Linked DNA regions of Homo sapiens: regions 1 and 3 are each linked to region 2. Evidence: read pairs that join two places in POLR2A ChIA-PET (ENCODE). Cell type or tissue: CD4-positive, alpha-beta T cell. All regions are shown on one strand. Region 1 overlaps PITPNC1 (phosphatidylinositol transfer protein cytoplasmic 1). Region 2 overlaps PITPNC1 (phosphatidylinositol transfer protein cytoplasmic 1). Region 3 holds the start of LOC124904047 (a long non-coding RNA gene).

Region 1 (2,500 bases), 50 kb before region 2:
CTGAAGCTCCTAGGCCAGAGGACACTGGAGAGGTTTTATTGCCATTTAAAAATAGATGATGGCCATAGTTGCACAAGTCTGTAAGTGTATTAAGAACCATTGAATTGGTATGTAAAGTACATCTCAGTAAAGCTGTTTTTTGTTTTGTTGTTGTTGTTGTTGTTGTTGTTTTTGAGATGGAGTCTCACTCTGTTGCCCAGGCTAGAGTGCTATGGCGCAATCTCGGCTCACTGCACCCTCCGCTTCCTGGGTTCAAGCAATTCTCCTGCCTCAGTCTCCCGAGTAGCTGGGACTACAGGCACGTGCCACCACGCCCGGCTAATTGTTTGTATTTTTAGTAGAGACGGGGTTTCACTGTGGTAGCCAGGATGGTCTCGAACTCCTGACCTCGTGATCCACCCACCTCGGCCTCCCAAAGTGCTGGGATTACAGACGCGAGCCACCGTGCCCGGCCAAAGCTGTTTTTTTAGAAATAGAAGTGCTTACAGATTTGTTTGAGCAGAATAGATACCCATGTTCAGAGAGAGAGAGAGAGAGCCATTGAGAGGCAGAGAGTGCCGAATGTGAATTCTGTGTAAATTGAAAAGTTACGGTCCCCGTCCATAAGGAGATGGCTCTGGTTGTCTTGAATTTAGACAGCTTTCCAGAGGAGGAGGTTCTCTCCTGCAGCAGTGTGGGAAAAAAATCTACCAGATTTGGACCAGAATGACTGCAATTTAGGTCAGAACATGATACTTAGAGGGAAAAAAGTAATCATGGCTTGAATAGCTGCCCTAAGGCCAGCTACAGGGCTGCAGGGGTCTGTGGAACCTTTCTTGTCAGAACTCAGGATCCTTAGGAGTCCCCACAAGGGCATGGAGGCTGTGGCCATCATGAGTGGAAGAACCAGCTTCCAAAGGAACCTAGGATTGTTCTGGCCCTGGCTCCAGGTGCATATCTCTGCTTTCCGTGAGCATTGAATGGGAAATCACGTGTTAGCAGAATAAATCCCAGAATACACATTCAGGAGGAGATGGTTCCACATGGCACGTAAGTCCTTTGCCTTATTGATGTTTGTCTGGCAGATGTCCTTAAGCCTTCCCATCAAGGGCTTTATTCTAAGGGTGGCTAACTGGCTATTTAAACCTCATCTCAATAGTGTCTGTCTAGGATGGCAAAATCACACCAGGTTCTGCTGGGCAAATCTCCCAGGTGGCGTATTGCTAGAGGAGAGCGCCACTGCAGAGGACACACTGTCTTGGCCACTGGCTTTGCAAACCATAGTGGAGGAGGGAGTCTGGGGTCACCAACCACTTCCTGGCTGACTGCCTGAGCCACATTATACAAGACTGTTTGTTGACTTAGTAATACTGAAGCCAGAGCTCACCAAGATTCTGACATCAAGCATGAAAGTGACTAATTCTTTCATTTCCCAGCACTTTGACAAAGGGGACTCTCTTAAAACTCCTCATCGGACGTTAGTGGAAGTCGACTCATGTATCTAAACATGTAGCCAGCGTAAGTTCTTGGTCAGATTGATCTAATGACTTTTTTAGCGTGTGTGTGTGTGTGTGTGTGTGTGTTTAATCTTTTTAAGTTTGGGTGAAGTTTGACCTTCTAGAATTCCTGTTTATTCCTGAGCAAAGAAAAAAAAATCAACCCTTTTTAATTCCTTTAGCATCATATCTGACCATCTTTAGGGTGTTGTTTCTTTCCTAGACTGAATCACTCAGAGAAATAAGATTGGCCAACAAATGTAATTTGATGATACCCTATAATAATGTTGTTTAAGTACCTAATCTAAGCCGCTAATCTCCAAAGACTGTTCCCCCGCCCCATGTCATCTTACACACACACACAGGCACAAAAACACACACATTCTGTTCTGATTATATTTGCTGTATTAAGGCCAAATCCAGGTGTTTCTGAGCACTAGTTTGTGTGTTTTTATGTTGAAAATAACTAGTTTATGTATTTATTTATTTATTTATTTTTGAGATGGAGTCTCACATTGTCATCCAGGCTGGAGTGCAGTGGTGTGATCTTGGCTCACTGCAACCTCCGCCTCCTGGGTTCAAGTGATTCTCCTGCCTCAGCATCCCAAGTAGCTGGGATTGCAGGTACCCACCGCCACGCCCGGCTAATTTTTATATTTTTAGTAGAGATGGGGTTTCACCAGGTTGGCCAGGCTGGTCTCGAACTCCTGACCTCAGGTGATCTGCTCACCTCGGCCTCTCAAAGTGTTGGGATTACAGGAGTGAGCCACCGCACCGGGCCAAAAAATCCAATTTCTTAGAGATTAAATAACCCTTCAGGATTATCAAAGGAAATAATTAGGGAAAGGTAGATGTTCTGTCCCAGTAAGAGAAGAAAGTGGTCCAGAAATTTTATCTCCCATCAAATGATCCATTTTACTTAAGTATTAAACCAAGTGACATTCTTCAGTTTAACTCTGATAAATGAATCATATTCCTCTTCGAAAATAACTTTTGTATTTCGTGCTCTAAAAAGAGAACCACCC
Region 2 (2,500 bases):
AATGTATGAGGTAGGCAGGAGGAAGATGAAAAGTCTGTCTGAAATGAGAACTGTCTGTTGGCTTAATTCAGGTGATCACAGATTGTCTGTAGCCTTGAGCAAAGCCTAGAGAATAGTGAGGCTAGTAAAACACTAGCCCTTGGGCTCAAAATTTAAGATGGCACCAAAAAACTAAAAATCAGGGTAAATAATATTTTGATGCAATATTTTTAAAAAATAAAAATTAATGCACAATACTCTACAATGAACAAAATATCAAAATGCTAAAGACAGGCTCTAACCCCGCACTGGCAAACGCAACCTCACTTGTCTCCTTCTAATCCTGGCCTTGACCCCTAATAACAAAAAGTAAGATCATCTAGACCTCAAAAGGAAAAGTTGCTAGTCCCTCTAAGCCTTCGTTTGCTCTGGGTTTGAATCCAAACTCTGTTATGACCAACTTAGTGAAATCAGGCAAATTACTCAACCTCTGTAACTTCCTTTTGAAAAATGGAGATGTTTTCTCTTGCAAGACTTTTTATTTATTTATTTATTTATTTATTTATTTATTTATTTATTTATTTATTTGAGACAGGGTCTCACTCCATTGCCCAGGCTGGAGTGCAGTGGTGCCATCATGGCTCACTGCAGTCTCTACCTCTCCAAGCTTGGGTAATCCTCCCACCTTAGTCTCCCAAGTAGCTGGGACTACAGGCATGCACCGTCATGCCTGGCTGATTTTTTTTTTGAAAAAAAATTTTTTTTATAGGGATAGGGGTCTTGCCATGTTACCCAGGCTGGTCTCTTAACTCCTGGGCTCAAGAAATCTGCCCACCTCAGCCTCCCAAAGTGCTAGGATTACAGACGTGAGCCATCACGCCTAACCTCTTGCAGGACTTTTGGGGTGGTTTAAAAATTACGCCTGTGTAGCACTGGGAACATTATGACACCCAATAAATACCAAATAAACAACAGCTTTAAATATTATAATTCATAATGATTCACAGAGTATTAAGATCCCCAGGCGATGCAACCAGGTAGTACCTAAGTGTATCAGTCTTGGGTGCATCTGTCAGGGTTAACCTGGCTTTGTTTTTAACTTTACAGGACATATCAGAGTATAGCTATTGTGCCTGTGCTTTGAACACTCAAACATCCGCTCAACTGCTAAGTAACTGATTTCCTGTTTAGTCACAGCTCCTTGTCTGGGACCAGCCACTGGCAGCAAATTGTCATCTTCTGTATCTCCCTCTCAAAGCAACTCAGCCTTCTGAAGACGTGTAGAAGTTAGGTCTCGCAGGCTTGTATTTATTAAGCCCCCCCCCGCCACCCATCAGTCCCCAGTTATTTTGAGTGTCTCAAACGCATTTCCCACACCTGATGATTCATCTGAGGACGACTCACCCTTGTTGTCACTGACACTGTCCACAGCCCAGAGCTCAGCCTCTGATTTGCTCGGCAGAGATGGGGCTATGTACATATCGTGTGAGACGGAAGCTAACATAAGCAGAGGAGAAATCACGGAAGCAAAGTGAAGTGGGAATCCAGTTAATACTTGGAACAGAAAACTGGAAAGCAGCTCATTCATTCTCTCCGATTGTAAAAGGCGGATGGAAACAACACTTTTGTCAGCCTTTCTTCTAATCCGATCACAGCTGTAAAGACCATAAAGCCAAGCCCCGACGTCAATTATTCTTCTCCCTGTTCCTAAGAATGTGAAATTAGATGGGGAAAAGTGACAGAAGAGTGTCACTAAAATAACTTATTACACTTTGAGGGTCTTAGTCGTCATTAATAGTTGTTACTTTTTGAATATTCATCAGTGCGCCCTGCTGTTCGGCAAGAGAGGCTGTATGAAGTAGGAACTGCACACGCCTGGCTTCAGTCATGTATGCCTTGGATTTAAGCTCTTCTTTTCCACTTAATTAGTTAACAGGAACTTACTGAGCTGGGTGCAAAATGATACAGAAGAATAGGAGAATGGGATTGTAACCCCTGAAGCGTTTGTGATTTAGTTGAGTAGAATAAACTCTGCTGAGCCCAAGCTGAGCCTCAGCCTCATGCACCTGCTGTATTTCCACATTCTTTCATTTCTGCCCCAGAAATGTTGCTTGAATCTGGTTTCTCCTCTTTAACCATCTAAACTTTTACTATTGCTTTAGGACTGCCTCTCCTCATTTATTGCTATGTTGATTGCACTGCCCTGCCAAACCATATTGGAGCTGGATCAGGGGAAAATAAGCATATATATATATATATATATATATATATATATATATATATATATGCATGAAAATATCCTCCCATATTGTGGACCAAGTGGAAAAGTTAATGAAGCTCTACAATGAAAAAAAAAGTTGACTATGAGTAAAGTCTCATGTTGTCCAATCTGTAATCCTATTATTGTCAACCCTCGTAAGCCCGCCCAGTGGATGAGGTGGTGGGAGATGACGAGGGTGGGATGGGCATTCTGCAGCCAGTGGGGAAGAAGGCAGGGCCCTAAAACAAACAAGAACAAGCA
Region 3 (2,500 bases), 54 kb before region 2:
TTGAAGTGAGCGAGACCAAGAACCCACCGGAAGGAACCATCTCCGGACACAGTTCCACAGCCAGGGGACAGTGGAGGTTTGGCTAGCTGTCTGGCAAAGCTCCGGTTTTTTTTTTTGTCATAACGGGCACAGGGAAAGGAGGGCGGGTAAATAGATTTGTGCAAACCTTTCAACACTAATGGAACAGACAAGGAGCAGATGCTGTCCTCCTGGCTGGTCAGTGAAATTGACTCTGTCCATGAAGGAAGCTGCATTTTCCCAGTGACTTGGGTGGAAGTACCTGGCGCAGGAGATAGATACAGGGATCAGGGAAGCAAACTGTTGTTAACAAAACCCTGGTTAAAAGTAGGTAGTAATTAACTTTTGCTTTTTCTTATTGTGATATGGAGGAAGTTCCTAAGGCTCTTGAAAGTCAATTTAGAAACCTTGTGTCTGATTGCGTGAGTGTGACTGATACTCCAAAGCAAAGCGAGTAATATTCATTTCAGTAAGGCTGTCGTTTCAGGCGAATGGAGAATATTATTTATTGTAGGCATTAAAAGAAATTAATATACTTTATTTATTTTGAGACGGAGTTTTGCTCTTGTCGCCCAGGCTGGAGTGCAGTGGCGCTATCGCGGCTCACTGCAACCTCCGCCTCCCAGGTTTCAAGGGGTTCTCCTGCCTCAGCCTCCCGACTAGCTGGGATTACAGGCGCCTGCCAGCATGTCCAGCTAATTTTTGTATTTTTAGTAGAGTCGGGGTTTCACCATGTTGTCCAGGCTGGTCTCGAACTCCTGACCTCAGGTGATCCACCCGCCTCGGCCTCTCAGAGTGCTGGGATTACAGGTGTGAGCCACTGCGCCCCGCCTAAACTAAATTAATATAGTTTAAACATTCAACCTCTTTAAGAGCTTCCCCTCTCCTAGGGATGTGTAGGTATGAGATGGGGAGTGGGGAATCACAACGTTTTGGGTTTTTAAAAATGTGAAAGTGTATGCACAAAGGCAGTAAATGTGTTTTTCAGAAGCAGTAATTACTGGAAAAGTACATCTAGGTTCATTGCTTTAGCGGCCTGAGTGAGATCGCAGCACCCTGGCTGGCTTGTGTGGGCTTTGGCCTGTTTTCTGTTGCCTGGAGGTCTGTAGTGTTAGGCAAGTCTGAAAACTAGGTAACACTTTTGCCCTGTATCAGAGAAACAGACTGAGTTCTAGAAATCAGCTAACTTGTACTGAGAAGGTTTTATGTATCTTTAACAAATTCAGCCCACCGGGAGAGGAAAAGGAGAATTTCAGACTAGAAATCAGGAATTTTGTATATTCCCAAGTGAAGATTTTTCTTGTAGGTTACAAGGAGGATGAGGCGCAAATATATTACAAATATTAAAACGGACAAACCAATCGTATCTGGAAAATGTAGAGTTGTCTGGAAAAATAATCTTGGAAACTTTACTTTTTGTACTATGCAACCTCTAATTTACAAATAACATCCAAATCATTCAAACGAACAGCGTCGCAGGGCTGCACACCGCCAGGGGGCGCCATTTACATGGGACCCAGTGGGAGTAGAGCAGTGTGATGGCCTGCAACTGACCAACCTGCCTTTTACTGCCCTTTCATGCTCCCAGCCCCTGCTGCTCTCCTGGGTTAGAAATTGAAAGTTTATACCAAACTCATGGGTTTACAAGTGGAAACATCACACCCTTAGCATCGTCTTTCCTGAACACTCCATCTACAATAGCTTTTTCCTCATCTAAATCTCTGGCCAGGCACAGCGGCTCACGCCTGTAATCCCAGCACTTTGGGGTGCCGAGGCAGACGGGTCACTTGAGGTCGGGAGTTTAAGATCAGCCTGGCCAACGTGATGAAACCCCATCTCTACTAAAAACACAAAAATTAGCTGGGCATGGTGGTGGGCGCCTGTAATCCCAGCTACTCGGGAGGCCAACGCAGGAGAATTGCTTGAACCCGGGAGGTGGAAGTTGCAGTGAGCTGAGATCGAGGCTGCACTCCAGCCTGGCTGACAGAGCGAAACTCTGTCTCAAAATAAAATATAAAATAAAATAATCTTTTCCTTAATATTCTCGCTATTTATATCCTCTATTATCTGCCTCTCCACGCCTGTTTATTCCTTCAGAGCATTTATCGCAATTTGTACTTATTTTGTTTAATTGTTTGTTGTCTATCGCCATCATTATCTTTTCAACATGTAATCCACATGAGAAAATACTGATACAATCTTTTCACTTATTTTTTTCACACTAAGTCTTTGAAATCAGGTGTGTATTTTCCGTGGACACGCATCTCAGTTTCACTGGCCGCTCTGCAGTGCTCAAGGACCATGTGTGGCTTGTGGCTGCCATACTGGACAGTGCAGGTCTGGTGCTTAAACTTAGGGTCCACACATAGTAAATACTTGCTGAATGAATGGATAGGAAGAAGCTGAGGAAAACAGGAACTTTTTAAGGAACCCTGATCCTCTATGTCCTCCTGTAAAAGGTTTAAAATTTTTTCACTTGTAT

What was found. Peaks named below come from ENCODE experiments on the same cell type or tissue, not always from the same donor. Only the 100,000 strongest peaks of a DNase experiment are listed, where the experiment ranks them.
Region 1: POLR2A ChIA-PET joins it to region 2 with 55 read pairs; 16 of 35 experiments call an interaction of 5 or more read pairs at or near these places.
Region 3: POLR2A ChIA-PET joins it to region 2 with 10 read pairs; 16 of 35 experiments call an interaction of 5 or more read pairs at or near these places.

What each region holds. Positions count from the first base shown.
Region 1 is chr17:67,389,525-67,392,024 of GRCh38, forward strand. The region is part of intron 1 of PITPNC1 (phosphatidylinositol transfer protein cytoplasmic 1); the gene reads left to right. Among named protein-coding and RNA genes, the nearest start is that of PITPNC1, 13 kb to the left of the region's middle. RefSeq lists a silencer at 1,479-1,548. In CD4-positive, alpha-beta T cell, no CTCF peak of the experiment used is centred here; a DNase peak (open chromatin) is centred at 1,337; H3K4me3 peaks cover 1,144 bases; H3K27ac peaks cover 2,369 bases.
Region 2 is chr17:67,439,983-67,442,482 of GRCh38, forward strand. All of the region lies in intron 1 of PITPNC1 (phosphatidylinositol transfer protein cytoplasmic 1), which reads left to right. It overlaps LOC124904046 (a long non-coding RNA gene), which reads right to left. Exons shown (of 3, transcript XR_007065881.1): 3 at 1-1,686. Among named protein-coding and RNA genes, the nearest start is that of MIR548AA2, 30 kb to the right of the region's middle. In CD4-positive, alpha-beta T cell, no CTCF peak of the experiment used is centred here; DNase peaks (open chromatin) are centred at 1,289 and 1,839; H3K4me3 peaks cover 1,551 bases; H3K27ac peaks cover 2,500 bases.
Region 3 is chr17:67,385,643-67,388,142 of GRCh38, forward strand. The region is part of intron 1 of PITPNC1 (phosphatidylinositol transfer protein cytoplasmic 1); the gene reads left to right. LOC124904047 (a long non-coding RNA gene) reads right to left here and starts at 92. Exons shown (of 2, transcript XR_007065884.1): 1 at 1-92. In CD4-positive, alpha-beta T cell, CTCF peaks have their summits at 1,489 (motif pointing right) and 1,688; a DNase peak (open chromatin) is centred at 1,539; H3K27ac peaks cover 497 bases.